Linked DNA regions of Homo sapiens: regions 2 and 3 are each linked to region 1. Evidence: chromatin loops called from intact Hi-C (ENCODE). Cell type or tissue: B cell. All regions are shown on one strand. Links, peaks and the distances in the headings refer to the core of each region. The heading gives the core; the rest is flanking DNA. Region 1 holds the start of LOC124903360 (a long non-coding RNA gene). Region 2 has its middle 130 kb from the start of FOXN3-AS2. Region 3 holds the start of PSMC1 (proteasome 26S subunit, ATPase 1).

Region 1 (5,000 bases), core at 1-5,000:
ACTGGTGTGATGAGTAAGTGTAGCCTCTGAGGTCCCCAACTATAGCAAGGAGTGAGAGCAGCCAGTGAACAGGAGTCCTGTGCTTGCTCCATTCCACAAATTCTCACTAGGCACCAACTGCGGGCAGCACTCTGGGCTAGGGGTGGGCTTCACAGAACAGGACTCTGCCCTTAAGAAATCTCTTTGTCCTTGAGAAATTTCACCTCTAGTGGAAGAGAAAGATGTTTTATTTTATTTTCTTCTTTTTTTTTTTGTTTTTTTTTTTTGTTTTTTTGTTTTTTTGAGACAGTTTCAGTCTTGTCACCTAGGCTGGAGTGCAATGGCGCGATCTCGGCTCACTGCAACTTCCGCCTTCTGGGTTCAAGCGATTCTCCTGCCTCAGCCTCCCGAGTAGCTGGGACTACAGGCGTGCGCCACCACACCCAGCTAATTTTTTGTATTTTTAGTAGAAACGGGGTTTCACCATGTTAGCCAGGCTGGTCTCAAACTCCTGACCTCAGGTGATCTGCCTGCCTCGGCCTCCCAAAGTGCTGGGATTACAGGTGTGAGCCACCGCGCCTGGCCGAGAAATGTTTTCAAAACAATGTTAAAAATGCAGTGACTGAGACAGACATGGTGTCACAGAAGAATTAAGAACAAGCACCTCAGCCAACCTGAACTAAAGCTCCAGCCCTCTGAGCTTCCTCTGGACTCTCTAAGTCCCTGCTTGCTTCCAAAAAGAGAACCAATGAGGAGCCGACTAACACAAGCAACATTAAATATGAATATGGGTCAGTGGCAATAAAAGGGTTCTTACTCTTCTTACACTCTCTAAATATAAACAGGAAGCTTTGACCAGCAACCTGAGATGAGCGGCCACATGCAATACACCCATCTAGCCGCCCACCATGAGCAGAATCCAGAATGGGAAGAGGCAGAAGAGATCATGGAGTCAGAGACAAACAGTTAGCAGAAGGCTTAACGTGGTGGATCTCCACCAGGCATGGCCCCACAGCGCCCCCTCACAACCCCTACTACCACATCTCTGGGTTTCCTACATAGGCAAAAGAAAGCACCCCGGAAAGCTCCCCTGAACCACCCCGTTCCCTCCACTCATGGACTTTTCTATAAAACTACTTGTTTCACTGCACCCGAAGTGATCTCAATGTTTCCAAAAATGAAAAGCAGTCCTGGCGCGGTGGCTCACATCTGTATTCCCAGCACTTTGGGAGGACAAGGTAGGAGTATCATTTGAGCCCAGGAGTTTGGGGCTGCAGGGAGCTATGATCGCACTACTGCACTCCAGCCTGGGTGACAGGGCAGGACCCTGTCTCTAAAAAAAGAAAGAAAGAAAAGAAAAGCAGATTCTCAAGGAAAAAAGATCGAGCTCTATCTTCTCTCCTGTCCTCTCTTTGCAAATGAGGAGATTCAAGCTCAGAGATGATTTGCCCAAGGTCACATGGGCAAATCCTGATCCAATGAGCTTACTACCACAGCAGGTCCACAGCAGTTGCCACACAGCTCCCAACAGACTGGAGACTTTTTCTGCCGGGGAAAAGGCAATGTCAGTGGTCACTTGTCTGTCCTACGGCTCTAGGATGACACCTAGAAGATCATGGTCATTAGCAAATATCCAATTCATAAAGACTGGGATTAGATCTCACTTGAAGACATGAATCTCTCAAGGAACACTCCAGGAAAATCCTCTTTGGGCTTTTATAGTCCTTATGACCAGGAATTTTCGGTCCACGAAAAATATGACGTACTTCAATTCCTGCTAAAGCAGGAAACGCACCTTTACATCCTTTCTCTTTGTAAATACCCACGCATTGAATGTTTAACGTATTAAATGCTGTCAGCTTCTACGAGAGTCTCTATAAATATGGTCTCAGAAAACAATAAAGGGGCACATCGGTGAAGGCTCAGCTGCTGCCTGCGAACAGCCAGGGCCTGTGAGTGTGAACGCCTCCCAGAGAGCTCGGCTTGGTGAGTCCCTAAGAAGGCTCACTAATGCGAGGTTAATCAAGAGAGTTGGCAAGTTTGCCTTTCTTCTCCATCCCTGAACTCGAGTTGAATCGCGGAATCAACCCAAGTACAGGGGCTTCAAATGGTCAGCCGGCCTTGGGGCACCACTGTCCCGGTGGCCGCGGCAGGAACCAGTCCTGCAGTCCTGCGGCGGCACCTGCGCGAGATGCAGGGCACTGGCTCCAGGACGGCGGGGCGGGGCGGGGCGGGGCGCGGCGGGGCGAGAGCGCAAGGAGGGGCGGGGCGAGACGGGGCAAGAGAGTGGGGCGGGGCGGGGTCGGGGACAGCAGTGAGCGGGGCGGGGCGAAACGCGAGGGGAGGGGAGATGGGCGGGGCGGGGCAGGGGGGGCACGGTCCCAAGGCCGACCCGGCCGAGGACGCCCGGAGCAGCTCCGCGCATGCGCAACTGTGGCGCGCGACTGCGCTAGAACGCGGCTCCCGCGACCCCTGGCGGCGGCTGCCGAGGGGCTGCGGGACGACCTTGGGCGGCAGCTAGCAGCGAGTCCTAGCTGATGTGGCCCTGAGTCAGCTTTTAGAGGTCCCAAGACTCGTTCACAGGCCGCTAAACGCAAACTAAGGCACCTCCCAGCACACCAGGATCGACGTGTCCTCCTTCAGTCCGGACTCGGCGGAATCTGCACCTGGGAGCCCCTCCCCAAATGACCTGCTAGCCGCAGTCCAGGAAGCAGGCACCCCTCACTCCCCTTCTCAAATGGGGGCTCTATTCCTGTCTCTAGCTCTGGAGTTGTTGTGAGGATAAAGGGAGGTAAGGGACAAGTGCTTAGAACAGTGTCTAGAAGGAATTATTTTAATGCTGTAGTCATTATTAATAATGTATTATATTTTTACAATTCCAGAACCTGGCACACAGTAGGCACTCAACAAACCGTTCCTCTGTCTGTCTTGAGAGACTGCGGTGGGCCCTGCAGGGCAGCTGCCTGCCTCTGCCTGGTTCGAGGAAGGCCCAGCCAGGCCGGCCCCAGCTTCCTTCCTGCTCTTCTGTCCCACTCCGACCCACTCCGGAGAGCCACGCTCTGAGCCGCACATGACTCTCTCCTTCTCCACAGAACAATCTGTGTTCTGCTCCCGCCCCCGAGAGAGTTCTGAGCTTTCCAAATATGGATGCTTTTTGCATTCCCAAAGCATCACGAACATTTGGGAGAAGAAAATGAACACCAGACATGGTTTGGAAACGATGGAAGCCAAGGGATGGGTGGTGACGGAACAAGCACCGTACTAGGAGTTTTAAAATATAAAACACGAGTCTGGCCTAGGTGATGTCTTACAACCTTACTAGCTTTGTAGCAGTCTAGGCCCCAAAGAGATCCTAGAAGTAAGCACCCAAACCCTAAGAATAAAAACTACAGCGGCCACCACCACACATTGCAGAGGCGAAAACTGCATTAAGGAGGCCCAGAGAGTCACCTGCTGTCAGAGGAAATGAGCAGTGGGAGGCAGTCCCTTGAGAGCCAAACAGCTTGAAAGTTGACAAATTGAGATGAACCAGCTCGTCGGTGAGTGTAGGCAGAAGAGGCATTAGACACAAGAGTATTTGTTTTTATATCAGGCCCAAACCAAAACCTATTCTGAAATGGAGTGGATCTCAGAATATACTGAGAAGTTTGCCCTTTTGCTTAGGCACCTTGTGTGTTATTCAGCTAGAGTTTATCTTCAATAGTGTGCCCCTGGATGCCAGGGCAAAATGTTAAAGAATGGCCCCGTCACAGGCACCCCTGTGCAGCAGGCACTGTTGTCCCTGGCGCACATGCAGGGAGATAAAGCAGGCAGCTTAGATATGACACAGCCTCAACACCCAACCCAGAATAAGCACTCACATATTTGCTGATTTAATGAATTAATTAATTATACAGTCTAGTTTGAGAGAGGCAAATGGCAGATGTGAAATAATTAAAATCTGAATGCCAAATTAGATGGTACTAGCTATAAATAGAGGTGGAATCAGAGGATGGAGAGATTGGTGTGGACAAACGGGGCTGGAGAGGTCTGTATGCAACAACGGGTGTCACCAAGGGCGGACTCAGCACAGGGAAGAGATGACTCCCAGATGGATGGAGAAGATAAACAGAGGTGGGGGGTTGGCCTGGCAGGGGTGAGGGCAGGTGGGCAAGGAGGCAGGCAGCCTGGAGCAGAGGATGGGTGGGACACAGCAGGACATGCAGCCAGCCTGCCAAGACTAGGACATATCCTCCACAGTCTGCAGAGGTGCATGCCATACCTAGACCTGCCAGGGTTAGCAGGAGGACTTGAACTCGAGATTCAAGCAATAAGGGAGAGGATGACTCTTTTTTCGAGATAATTAGCTCCTGATTATCTCAACATGATACATTTAAACCTCACACTGGCTTGTCCTGACACTCAGGCCACTATTTACACTCTTCACCACATTTTAACATCACCTTAACTGAGAATGTAAATCCGGCACAAATGTCCAAATGCTCATGTATTTCAGGCATTGTAAACCCCAGGGGAAAGCTCTGTGTCATCGGCATCCCTCCACCCCTTCACTAGCCCAGAGCCCTGGGGGGCATTGTGCTTATAGGTGGAGCTGTCTTGTTACTTGCTGGGGCCTTGCAGGGCCCAGCCTCTAGCCATGCCCTCCAAATGAGCTTCAGCCACTCCTGGGTTTTAACCAAGTCCTGCACCTATACGCAGACCTATTCCTGAATCCTGACCAACAAGCCAATAGCCTGGAAACCTATATGCTGAGCACTAGCCAAGAATTCCAATGTTTCCCCAGGATAGCACCCTCTTGTGGACAAAGAGATTCCACCATGTTCAACCAATCCAGTATCTTCCCTCTACCCTCCAAGGAAAATGGGCTCCTTCTCCTGAAATCGCCTTTGCAAAAATTGTAACAGTGAGAAAATTATGACAGTGAAAGAAATCTGATCTAACCAACCCCTATCTTGCCATTAACCCCCAAACTATGGTATTCCTGGGCTTAGGTCAAGCTAACTTTAGGAGATATTTAGTTT
Region 2 (6,540 bases), core at 850-5,849, 1.1 Mb before region 1:
AGGATTTCAGGATGATGGAGTCTTCTACCAACACAAGCATTTGTATTTTACTGAGATCAGGAGAGCTAAATATAAGACAGTAGGAGCTAAACGAGAAGATTCCATATTTTGTGGGAACACAACCATTTCTGTGGTAACAAGATAAGCATTTGGGCTTATTTCATTGTATATAAGGAATGAAACTGGGAAACATAAATATTTAAAGAAGGATAAAGGCATATAGGTAAATGAGCAAAAGTAGAGAGATCTGGGAAAATAGAGAAAGGTTAGTTTATTCTTATTATAAAAATATTTCATTAAAGAGTCCATATTATGATAAGCTTCTAAAAGATTAAAGTGGTATAGATAAAGCAGTAAATCGAGTTTAATGCAGGATTAGATAAGAGGCTGGTAGTCTGTAATAACGATAAGATGCTTAAAGCTTAAGGTCACTGATTATTTGAAAAAGAGGAAAAGGTGAGCATGCAAAATGGATCTCGTGTTTGATAAATATTAGGTTCCCGAGGTAACAATAACCATAAATGATAAGGCAGAAACTTTGTGATCCTGGCAACTAACTGGAACGGCTGTATGGAGATCATTTCCACGTTAGGAAATTATGTGGAAAATCTAGTGAGGTTGTCAACATTCCAATATTATTAATAAAGTAGGGCATGCATAAATCATATGGGCTTCTCTGGTGTCTATTTAACACTGCCAAGTGGTCAATGAAGTATAGGGAGTGAAGGTTGGGCTAACTCATGTGTGTAACTAAACCTCTGTCTAGAGAGACCAACCAGTTAAACAGCTGATCTGGGCAATTCTATCTGCAGACACTTATGGACCCTTACCAATATTCTGTGGCCAAGTTGTTCTGGGCTCAGTCTGATAATAACCTCTGTGGAAAGAACTTTAGGATAATGAATGAATAATCAGAGGGGCTATGAAAGTTTCCAAATAAAAATTCATGTATGCAAATGCCCTTATTTTATTGTAAAATTCACTTTTATTTTTGTTGCTATTATAACATTAAACAATTTTTTTTCAGACAGGGTCTTGCTCTGTTGCCCAGGTTGAAGTCTAGTGGGACAATCACAGCTCACTACAGCCTCAACTTCCTGGGCTCAACTGATTCTCCCACCTCAGCCTCCCAAGTAGCTGGGACTACAGGCATATGCCACCATACCCGGCTAATTTTTGTATTTTTTGTAGAGACGGGGTTTCACCATGTTGTCTAGGCTGCTCTCGAACCCCTTGGCTCAAGCAGTCTGCCTGCGTCAGCCTCCCAAAACGCTGAGATTACAGGTATGAGCCATTGGGCCCATACATTTGGTACATTTTAACTACCAAATGTACAGCAAATTAATTTAATGATTTGCCCTTTGCACACAAAGTCATTAGGTATACACAGTTTCATCGTTTTTTTCCCTCCATAGTGCTAAACATAAAACTATTCTGTTCAGACTTTTGGTTTAGCTTTCTGAATTTATCTTCTACCCTCCACCATGCAAATTAAAGGTTCTGTTTTGATACTGGGAAAAAATGATCTAAGATTAAGAGGACATTGTGTATATGTGTGTGTGTGTGTGTGTGTGTGTATAAATTAATTTTATATGATCACTTGTCCAAACACAATCACGTTTTCAAACTAAAAAGTGTGTCAAAGTGGTTTTAGAAGAAATTAAATAGTCTGGCAAGATGAAGAATAAAAAAGTTCCAAGTGAATGATCCTTTGGAGTGGAAAAAGGTTAGCTGTGAATATGCTTTTGAAATATACTACAGGGGATTCTCATCCCAAGATTATGGTCGTTCATGCCTCTAGGTTTAAGTGTTGCTCAATCAGCAAGGTGCTCAATTCACAGTGATTGCTGCGCATTTCCTTGTTGATCAAGAAAATGCAGAATCTCAGCGCAGACACATTTACCAGCACATTTACCATCAAAATGAATATAAGAAATAAGATTTTGATTTAAATTTTCCAGTTGCAGCAGATCGAGAAAAATATGTGCAGGAGAGGATTCCATTTGAAAAGCTCTGATTCAAATAAGTCCAAAGAGAATGCATCTCTATGTACCTAATGTTGCCTTCGAATTAGACAGTAAGCTTTTCTCGCTCAGAGCCCTTGTCAATTTGATTAAACTCACAAACATGTGACTGACTCCGCCTCTATTAAAAACACTCAAGCCAGAGAACGACTGAGAAGCGTGTGGCTTTGTCTTTGTGAGTGGGTCTTTTGGCCAAGCGATCATTACACTAGCTAAATGGGTGTACGGTTAAATTTAATACTCCACAACTGAATTCTCCAATCGCAGCTCACTGCAAAAAGTGATTTAGAATAATGCAAATTTGAGTCCAGAATCTAGAACACCCTTCCAGGCACGGAGGTTTTCCGTTTAAATGGCCCTCGGGAAATAACACTGATTTTCAAAGTCGTTTTAAAAGGCAGCTTTTGGCAGCTGCTATCTTTTGCATATTCTCTTTCCGAGATTAAAGAACCTTCAGGTGACAACACCTAGGGTAAAAGGATGGGACATCAGGCTGCAGACGTGCGTATGCGTGTGTGCACACGCGTGCAGTCTTGACTAGGTGTGGAAAAAAGGTCCGAAGAGATTCCAAAATCAAAAAAATTCCCTTGGCCTACTCCGGCCCCGAAGACCAACTCAGACCCCACCAGACAAACTGGAAAGTCTCCAAGCTCTCAGTCGCCCCAGTCGGCGGGGGAGTGAGTGGGGCCGACCGGCCTTGCGGCCCTGCCACCTTTCGGGGCGACTCGGTTTCTCCACTGACACCCCCGGGCGCGAGGTCTGGTCCATCCCGGAGTGGGAGCTAGGCAGGGACGCCACCTGGCAGCCCACTCTGGGCCCCTGGCCCGCGTTTCCCGCAGGCGCCGGCGGCGTCGGGCGCGGCCGCCGCGCTGCCATGGCAACGGCGGTCCGCCCCCCCCCCGCTTCCCGGCGCCGGCGCGCCAGCGGGGCGGGGCGGGGCGGGCGTTGCTAGGAAACCGGCGGCGGGCCGCCTCCGCGGCGCGGTCTCTCGGCTTCCACCCTTCACCTACTTCCCCTGCGGGGCCGGAGTGGGGGAGGGTCGGGGGAGGCCATCGGGAAGCCACGTGGTGGCCCGGGGCCTCGCGGCTCATTCTGCGTTGCGCCGTCCCTTCCAGGTCGAGTTGACGGCCTTTTCCCCCTTGGCGTACAAGTATTGAGTCCCGCGCCCTGGGAGGGAGACGGCGCTCAGCAAATTTAGATGAATGCAACGCTTCAACGTGGGCTCTCGACCTCTGGTCCCCCATCCCCTGCCGGCTCTATTAGGACAATGAAGTCCCCAAACTCCACTGGAGGGTTCTTCACCCACTCTTCTTCCCCTCCAAAGGAACCATCTCTTGAACTTCACGAAATCCAGGAGCAATGCTAAGCGTTTTGTATACATCACCTCATTTTCAATCCTGTGAGGTGGGAGCTGGGAACTTCATTTTAACAGGAATAAAATGTGGCCTACAGCTGGTTGGGGTGGAGCCAGGACTTGAAGTCCAGTTGTGCTTATTAACTTCAAGTGTCTGCCTTTTTATAATGCTCAAGTTCGTCCTCTCAGCTGCCTCTTGGCTAGCCCAGCATCCCCCTTTGCTGTCCAAACACCCACACCAGCCAGGACACACTGTCTGGAACATGGTCTGACAAGGGGATTAAAAACTTGAAATCAAGGTTGTCCAAAAAATCTGGGGCATACGGTTTATGTTGATGTATCATTGATAATTTACAGATGTCCCACTCTGTAATGTACTACCAGAATAACCACTTATGATCATCAAATTCTTAGGAAATGAAAATCCAAACCAAAGACAATTGACTCATGGTAGGTACTCCATTCTGGGCTTTAACATTTTTTTTTTTTTTTCTTGTAAACCATAGCTGTTCACTAAGTGTTTTTTTTTTTTTTTTTTTTTCTTTATTTCCTTGTCACTGACTTGAAGCTCGAGAGTGTATTTTCTACTAGGGAACTGTCTTGGGTTGCCAAGGATTTGCGTGCAAGCAATTTATTAAGGAAGAGCTTCCAGGAGAAACTAGAAAGGGAAGCAGAATAGGAAAGAAGCAGCCAAGCAAGGGAGCAATTTAAGGTGAAGTTCCAGCCCCAGCAAGATCCCCAGCTAGTTCTGGAGCATAAATTAGAATTTATCCCAACTTGAGGCAAGGGAGCTGGGGTTTTCATAACCCTGCACCAATTAGTCACTGGCTATAGTCTTTCCTGGAAAGGGTGGGGGGACAAAAATACCTAGCACTTCTGGTTCTGAGGTGAGTCTGGGTGAGTCTAGGCACTTAATTTAGACGCGTTAAGTGAGTCTAGGTGCTTAATACCTCTTCTGCAGTGAAGTGGCTCCTATAGATTAAGGGAAGGAAGTTCTCTGAAGGAAGGGGTATGAACCTTTAGGAGTAAACCACTTAGAAGCTGGGGCTAGGGGCAATGAACTGGAAAGGGGGATATGAAGGGATCTGGGCAGAGCACCAACAACACCCATGACAGTCCACCCCCTGCACCACTTAGATCCACATGTGCATTAGTTCGTTCTCAGGCTGCTATAAAGAAATACCTGAGGCTGCAAAATTTACAGAGAAAAGAGGTTTAATTGGCTCATGGCTCTGCAGGCTGTACAGGAAGTATGGTGGCCTCTGCTTAGCTTCTGGGGAGATCTCAAGAAACCTTCAATCATGGTGGGAAGTGAAAGAGAAGCAGGTACATCCTACATGGCCAGGGCAGGACCAAGGAAGAGAAGGGGAGATGCTACACACTTTTAAGCAACCAGATCTTGCCATAACTCACTCATGAGAACAGCACCAAAGGGGAAATCTATTCCCATAATCCAGTTACCTCCCACCAGGCCCCCACCTCCAACACTGGGGATTACAAATCCACATGGGATTTGGGTGTGGACACAAATCCAAACGATATCAACATGCTTCTCACGTCAGTTTCACTTCATCATGTCACAGCTTATTCAAAAAAGACAGACCATAGATAGCCCTTGCTGCTGCAGCTGGTCCTAAGACAATAACATATTCATCATCTGTATTAGTTCCTTCTCATGGTGCTAACCTGAGACTGGGTAATTTATGAAGAGGTTTAATTGACTCACAGTTCAGCATGGCTGGGGAAGCCTCAGGAAACTTACAATCATGGTGGAAGGGGAAGCAAAGACATCCTTCTTCACATGGCTGCTGGAAGAAGAATGAAAGCTGAGTGAAGGGGCAAGCCCCTTATAAAATCATCAGATCTCATGAGAACTCACTCACTATCACTTGAATAGCATGGGGGAAACCACGCCCATGATTCAGTTACCTCCCACGGGGTCCCTCCTGTGATACTTGGAGATTATGGGAACTACAATTCAAGATGAGATTTGGGTGGAGACACAGTCAAATTATACCATAATCTTTCTTCCCTATCATCCATTCTAGATTCTCCTCAACCTCAACTAGCCCCCCATTTTTTTTTTTTTGAGACAGAGTCTCACTCTGTTGCCAGGCTGGAGTGCAGTGGCGCCATCTTGGTTCACTGCAATCTCTGCCTCCTGAGTTCAAGTGATTTTCCTCCCTCAGCCTCCCAAGTAGCTGGGACTACAGGCGCGCACCACCGCGCCTAGCTAATTTTTTTTGTATTTTTAGTAGAGATGGGGTTTCACCATGCTGGCCAGGATGGTCTCGATCTCCTGACCTTGTGATCCACCTGCCTCTGACTCCCAAAGTGCTGCGATTACAGGCATGAGCCACTGCGCCTGGTCCTCAACTAGCCCTGCTGCCAGTGTAGGTGGCTTGCCCAATGAAGTGACCCAAAACGTCATCTTTGAGGGATCTAAATTCTGTACTACCATGTCTTTATTAGGTAATGGTTTTTGAGTGGAAAAATGTTCCTCCCTGTCCCATTATGTAGCAGCAGCCCTACTTCCTTATAATAGTGGTCAGTTACCCCTACCATTATATAACTGCTTTTTTTTCCCCCTTCATGGAGTCCAAAATAGGACAGTAGCTGTAGTTTTGTTTAGTGGGACTCTTCTTGTGTCCACTGGTGCAAAGCATTTTCCTCCAGGAACTAGAACCTCTAGACCTAATGCTCTACAATTGTGAGGACAGGAAGCATACATTCCCCTAAGAAGTTCTCTGAGAGTGATGGTGAGCCAGGCTACTCCTATTTCCACCCTTTGCTTCCCAGACCCATGCACTCAACTCACTAGAGATGCAATATAGTATAATGGTTATTGGTTTAAGTCACATACTGCATCCTGAAGCATAATGCCCCAACCTCACACAGTATCATTTCTAAGTTTGTGCCTAGCTATGCCTTCAAAAAATGGTTATGATATTATCAGGATAGATGTTTCTGAATGGTGTGATATGTTGTGGGACCAGTGGATCTCACAGTTATGTGACTACCAACATATTTCCTCTACCAAAAAGTGAGGAAAAAAATGCTTTGTGGATTCTCTTAGTAAATCAGACATTCTGAGTCCTATATTAGATCTTGTCAAAGCACTGCAAGCAGGAAGGGCAAATCCATACACAGAATTTGTACCAA
Region 3 (6,540 bases), core at 687-5,686, 500 kb before region 1:
GGCCAAGGTGGGTGGATCACTTGAGGTCAGGAGTTGGAGACCAGCCTGGCCAGCATGGTGAAACCGCGTCTCTGCTAAAAATACAAAAATTAGCTGGGCATGGGGACGGGTGCCTGTAATCCCAGCTACTTGGGAGGCTGAGGCAGGAGAATCGCTTGAACCTGGGGGGTGGAGGTTACAATGAGCCAAGATTCTGTCACTGCACTCCAGTCTGGGTAACAGCATGAGACCTTGTCTCAAAATAATAATAATAATCAGAGTAGCTGATACCTAGAGTAATTGTCCTATGCCAAGTGCAATTCTCAGCATTTTACTTTAGTCCTCAAACAATGGCACCATGAAGGAGGAACTATAAAGGTCCCTATTTCACAGACGACAGAACTGAGACACAACAACACAGCTCACTGGTGACAAGGCTGGAAACGAGACCTGGCGTTAACCCCTTGGCTGTTTGATTAGTAATTATTCTTATTTTTTAAATAAAAAGTCATTCTGATGGCTTCTTCCAACACACGAATGGGCCCCTGGGCCACCAGGGTGTGGCTGCCCTGCTTTGCAGACCAGTGTTCTGGAGTTCCGGCTCTAAAAATGTGGTGTATGAGTCACCCAGCCTCAGAATCCCTTGGGGTATCTGTTAAAATGCAGGTGTCTGGGCCCTGCCATGGGCCTATAGAATCACAGTCTCTGGCGGATGGCACCAGAGTCTGCATTTTGTCAGCATCTGGGCTGGTTCTGATGTGCTTGAGGTTGCAGGGGGGCTGCTGAACAGGATGCACGCTCGCCTCTGGCACCTGCCCTCTGTCCACCCCGGCCCCGCCCCCTCTGTCCACCCTAGCATGAGCCCTCCGTCCACGTTTGGACACCTTCCTACCTCAGCCTCCATTCCATCTACTTTTGGCAAAAATCTCTTAAGAATCAAAAAACAAGAGTTTTATCCTCTCCGTATCCTCAGCCGGCAAGGTAGATAATTATCCCGTTATACAGATGAGAAAATGAGGATGACTTGCTGATGTCACACAGCTAGAGCAGAGCCTCCGGAGAGGAAACCTGTTGGTATCTTGATTTTAGCCCTGTGAGACCCAAGTTGAACTTCTAACCCAGAGACCTTCTAGCTTTGAGCACTACATTTATGGTCACTTTCTTTTTTTTTCTTTTTGAGATGGATTTTCCTTCTTTTCGCCCCGGCTGGAGTGCAATGGCGCAATCTCGGCTAACTGCAACCTCCGCCTCCCAGGTTCAAGCGATTGTCCCGTTTCAGCCTCCCGAGTACCTGAGATTACAGGCATCTGCCACCACTCCCAGCTAATTTTTGTATTTTCAGTAGACATGAGGTTTCACCATATTGGTCAGGTTGGTCTTGAACTCCTGAACTCAGGTGATCCACCCGCCTCGGCCTCCCAAAGTGCTGGGATTACAGGCGTGAGCCACGGCGCCCAGCCCCTGTGCATCTCTTTTGCCCTATGGCTGACTCTCAATCCTCCCCACCCGGTTGACAGTCATCTCTGCAACTCTCCCTCTTTTCCACTTGCAACTTCCAACCTCCCCAAGTGCTGAGCACTCCAAGTAGTCTTTCTAATCCTCTCCCTGCTTTCTCTTAGCTGTCCATTATGTAGATAAACTTAAATTTTCTGCTTACTTTATGTCACTTCCTACAGCCACAATAGGAAAGTCTGATGCCAACGTTGGCTACTCTCTTCATTACTGGGTTCTATTGACTCGCCTTTAACCGCTGAGCTTCCACTGGGAGTTATGTGCCTGTTTCTGACTTCTTCACTATATGGTGTCTCTAATCTCCATCCTCTGCAGCTTCTACTGCAGGGCCTCTGCCCTGGCTGTTCCCTCTACCTAGAAAGCTCTTCCACCAGATATCTGAATAGCTTACTCCTTCATGCCTTACGGGCTTTTGCTCAAGTATCATCCAATTTAAAGTTAAAATCACCCACCACTGCTGCATGCTCCTAATCCTAGGCATTTTTCCTAGGCATTAATTTTTCCTATGGCATTTACCACTATGTGGCATACTATATATTTTACTATTTACTTGTTTCTTGTAAAATGCATTAGGGAAAGGATATTTATTTTGTTTTTTAAATTTTTATTAATTTTTTTTTTTGAGACAGAGTCTCGCTCTGTCACCTAGACTGGAGTGCAGGGGCGTGATCTCACTGCAACCGTCGCCTCCCAGGTTCGAGAGATTCTCATGACTCGACCTCCCAAGCAGCTGGGATTACAGATGCCCACGATGATGCCCGACTAATTTTTGTATTTTTAGTAGAGATGGGAGTTTCACCATCTCTATCCTATGTGTGATACTGTCCTATCGTGTGATTTCATGTGTCATGTACACTAGATGCCAGATTTGTTAACAGAGGTCGATAGTGCTAAGACTTTCTATTACCGTGTTGCAGTGATGATGAAAAGGAAGAAGTATACCTGTTGTGTGTTCATAAGGGAAATATTTTTAGTGTTTCACAACTAAAATCCCTAAATCAATCTGGAGCAGAAAAAAAATCATCCATTTCTCCAGTTCAGAAAGATGCAGTATTTTGAGCACTTGTTAATGAAATTTCCAGAAACAGAAGGGATTGTTGCCATTTTTCTGATGTCCTGGAGGGTGTAACAAATGAGGAACTTTACCAATCAGCTTCAAGATGAGGAATTTAAGACATTTGGCATCATCACAAGTCACAGGTCATCAGAAAAAGACAGGTTTAGAAGACTCGTTACACACATACTCCCAGATGTGCAGGTTAAATTCCAGAAGCTGAATAATAACTGAAATATTTGTGCAAATGTATATGTCAACTTCCCAGTTCCAAATACCATTCCAGTTTTTAGAACCATAAAGTTCTTCCCAGTTATAAATTTTGCATAATTTAAATATTTTATATTTTCACGATTGTCCTAATTCTTTGACAGTAGGGGTCATTGTCTTAAGTTGTTGACAAGCGCCTCATAACGGGTATTCAAAAATTTCTTTCAAGTAAAATATTTATAAAGTTCACTTTATGCTTATAAACTGCTGCGTTGCCCTAGACCGCCCGCACAAGCCCTTGGAGCACAACTTGGTCAGCGCAGAATTTGGTTCCTATCAGCTTCCGTAGCGTCCCTAACGACTTCCGCCTCTGGCGGGCCGCAGTGGTGGAGGAACTTCCGGCAGCGGCAGCTCAAGTGGCCAAGGCAAGATGGTGAGTGACTAAGGGTTTCTTTCCGCTGGTCGTCGCGGTGCGATGGGGTCTCAGCAGCCTGAGGCGAGAGAAAGAGGCGGCTGCCCGAGGAACTGGGACAGCCCTCTTCTCCTTTTGCCGGCCTGATCTTCTCGGCGGGTGGAGGCTCCCAGAGACCGCGCTCATGTCCACCGCGGGCCGGGGCCGACCAACGGGCCTTGCCCGGGGATCCTGGGGCCGGGGCTCAGAGCAGAGAGAGGGTCTCCTGCGTGGTCTTGTGGGGCGGCAGAACGGATCAGGCCGCTGGCTTTGCTGCTCCGCCGACCAGGGCTTTGCTGATCGGCGCTGGGAGTTTCGGGGGCGCCTCCTCGAGTCACCGGGAAAAATGCTTTTTGAGTCGGGCAGGTGAAGGGTGCTGGAGAAGAGGGTGGGATTCATTCCACCTGAGGAGTTGAGCGCGGAGTCGTGGAAGGCCTTTCGGAGCTGGGGGCATTTGAAGGAGGCCTTAAAGACGTTGTTATGACAGGCGGAGCTAAGACGGAAAGGGCCCGTGGTGCAGTAGTAATAATAAAAACAGCTAGCATTTATTCATCAATTCACTAAACAAGTATTTACTGAGCACTTGGTGTTTTGTTGTTGTTGTTAAACTTTTGGCTAGCTTCTGTTGTAGACACTGAGGATTGATTGAAGTCCCTGCCTTCATAGTGCGTACATTCTAGAGCAGAAGGCAGACAATCATCAGAAATATGTAATATGATGTCAGGGGTGGGGTGGTCATTGTTGTATGGTTATTGTATAGAAAGGGATAGCTTGGAGGAGTGGCTGCTTTTTATAGAGTCAGCGAAGGTAGCTCTGAGGAGGTGAAATTTGAGCGGACCGAAATTGAGGGAGTAACCCCTGCAGATGTCTGAGGGAAATGTGGTCAAGGCAGAAGATACAGCAAGTGCAAAGGACCTGAGATGGGAATGTTTAACCTGTATCATGAACGGCAAGAAGGCCAGATCTCATAGAGGTCTTTTTTATTTTAATTTTAATTTTTATTTTTTTGAGACGGAGTCTTGGTCTGTCGTCCAGGCTGGAGTGCAGTGGCGCGATCTCCGCCTCCCGGGTTCAAGCGATTCTCCTGCCTTAGCCTTCCAAGTAGCTGCGACTATAGGCGCCCGCCACTACGCCCGGCTAATTTTTGTATTTTTGTAGAGACGGCGTTTCACTCTGTTGGCCAGGCTGGTCCTGAACTCCTGACCTTATGATCCGCCCGCCTCGGCCTCCCAAAGTGTTGGGATTACAGGCGTGAGCCACCGCGCCCGGCCTCATAGAGGTCTTATACGGATTTCTGGGTAGTATTCTAAGCATGTACCAAGTACTTTTCCAGCATTTTCTCATTTATTACAACAGTTCCCTCGAGGTAATTACTACTGTCCTCATTTTGATAAGGAAGAAATGGAAACACAGTAAGTGGCTGTGCTGGAACACAAGCCCCATCGTTTTTTTTCTAGAACAGTAGAGAAACACCCAGGTTTTGGCATTCAGCAAACCTGAATGTGATTCCTGGCTCCATCTCTGACAAGCTTTGTGACAACAGGCAAGTCATTTAAGCTCTCTGGGCCTTGGTCTTCTTATCTGCAAATGAGGGGGTAATGATGGTACCAGTGTCATCGTGTTTGTAAGAATTAAGTGGGATAATACTTGGAGAATGTTTAGGACACTGCCTGGCATATAGTAGGGGTTCAGTAATTGATGTACTTGTTATTTAAGACTGAGAAACATGTAAAATGCCCAAGAGGTGAAGAAGTGTTGGTGTATTAATTTAGAAGTGCCTGTGTGGAGCTGATTTGAGGGAGCTGAGTGGGCCCTTCTAATCAGTAAGTTCACTCATCTTTATATTTGAAATGCCACCATTTCTGAGACATTGCTCAGTGTTAAGCATTGTCCTATAACTGTAGGGTCTCTTAAAATCAGGAATCCCACTGAGTTTATTAATACACTAAGTTCTTAACACCTTAAGGTGATGGAGCTTTTCAGATTGAGAAGAAAGACCTGCCCCAGAGCCCCCTGGCTTTAGGGGTAGGAATTGGATAAGGTGCTATTGGAAGGAAAGTCTTCTGGATCTTGGTGTGATCTAAGTAAGGGGTAAATGATTGGTAAACGATTTTTGAGTGTGTAAAATGACGTAGCTTTCATAGCCTGATTTTATGGAATACATTCTTGATAGCTTCAGTCCGGTAGTTTCCTATCAAGAGATGTGAAGCTCCATATTTTCCCCTCAAGAGGGGGGTGATCTTAAGACTCTCAGCCTCTTTAGTTGTATCTACTTCTCAATAGAGTTGTTCTTGATTCTAAGATGCAATCAATTGCCAGGTGCACCAGTAATCTATCGAACATCTTTTCAGGGAAAAAGAAATTCTGCCACACTAAATGCACACATTGACTGCAAGTATTACATCTTGGGTTCAGAAATGTTCAAATGAGGGAGAAATGTTACTCACAGGACATGTTATAGACTCACAGGACAGTATAAAGTTATTCTTTTGAAGTGATCATATTCTGAATTTACATCTGTGCCTGATTTTTCTCCTCCAGGGTCAAAGTCAGAGTGGTGGTCATGGTCCTGGAGGTGGCAAGAAGGATGACAAGGTAAATATGCCAGATTTGTCCTGTGATATGAGCAAATTGTGGAAAATGTCATGGGTCTCGGCTGAGAAGTTCTGTGGGGATTCATGAATTTTAAAAAGTAGAATGATCCAGTAGTTTTTAAACTAGCCTGTCCTACAGATACAATAAATATGCTTTTCATGCTTTAGAAAAGGTTATTGACCTAACCATCAGATAGGTATTTATGAGTTATTTATTTGTGTAAAAGCAATGACATTATAGAAGTATTAAAGTAAATTGCCTATAATTTTGGTGTCTAATAGCCTGAGGTATGAAGATTGTCTCAGGTTACCTAAACTTTTGGCATATAACTTGATTCTTAACCCTCTATACCTTATTGGAATAATATGGCTAATTGTCACTTATGTGTATGGTAAAACGATTACATTTATTTTCATTTGTTATTATTATTATTATTGAGACGGAGTCACCCAGGCTGGAGTGCAGTGGCATGATCTCGGCTCACTGCAACCTCCGCCTCCTGGGTTCAAGCAATTCTCCTGTCTCAGCCTCCCGAGTAGCTGGGATTACAGGTGCCTGCCACCACACCCGGCTAATTTTTGTATTTTTAGTAGAGATGGAGTTTCACCATGTTGGCCAAGCTGGTCTCAAACTCCTGACCTCAAGTGATCCTCCCGCCTCAGCCTCCCAAAATGCTGGGATTACATACGTGAGCCACCACACCCAGCCTACATTTACTTATTATAATCATATTTACTTA

What was found. Hi-C counts contacts between places; a loop is a spot of excess contacts. Peaks named below come from ENCODE experiments on the same cell type or tissue, not always from the same donor. Only the 100,000 strongest peaks of a DNase experiment are listed, where the experiment ranks them.
Region 2: a loop joins it to region 1, with 14 times the contacts of the local background. A loop is called at or near these places in 2 of 110 quality-filtered maps.
Region 3: a loop joins it to region 1, with 31 times the contacts of the local background. A loop is called at or near these places in 5 of 110 quality-filtered maps.

Annotation. Positions count from the first base shown.
Region 1 is chr14:90,756,131-90,761,130 of GRCh38, forward strand. All of the region lies in intron 3 of TTC7B (tetratricopeptide repeat domain 7B), which reads right to left. It overlaps LOC124903360 (a long non-coding RNA gene), which reads left to right and starts at 2,431. Exons shown (of 2, transcript XR_007064302.1): 1 at 2,431-2,770; 2 at 2,862-3,387. RefSeq lists a silencer at 2,198-2,537. In B cell, for the core only: CTCF peaks have their summits at 2,481 (motif pointing left), 2,681 and 4,783 (motif pointing left); DNase peaks (open chromatin) are centred at 2,401, 3,001, 3,451 and 4,681; H3K4me3 peaks cover 2,029 bases; H3K27ac peaks cover 1,862 bases.
Region 2 is chr14:89,698,757-89,705,296 of GRCh38, forward strand. No RefSeq gene overlaps it. Among named protein-coding and RNA genes, the nearest start is that of FOXN3-AS2, 130 kb to the left of the region's middle. RefSeq lists a silencer at 2,909-2,968. In B cell, for the core only: no CTCF peak of the experiment used is centred there; a DNase peak (open chromatin) is centred at 2,975; H3K4me3 peaks cover 1,346 bases; H3K27ac peaks cover 1,082 bases.
Region 3 is chr14:90,253,413-90,259,952 of GRCh38, forward strand. It overlaps PSMC1 (proteasome 26S subunit, ATPase 1), which reads left to right and starts at 3,141. Exons shown (of 11, transcript NM_002802.3): 1 at 3,141-3,188; 2 at 5,748-5,801. The coding sequence starts at 3,186. RefSeq lists enhancers at 2,787-3,316, 3,192-3,431, 3,317-3,844. In B cell, for the core only: no CTCF peak of the experiment used is centred there; a DNase peak (open chromatin) is centred at 3,129; H3K4me3 peaks cover 1,764 bases; H3K27ac peaks cover 1,043 bases.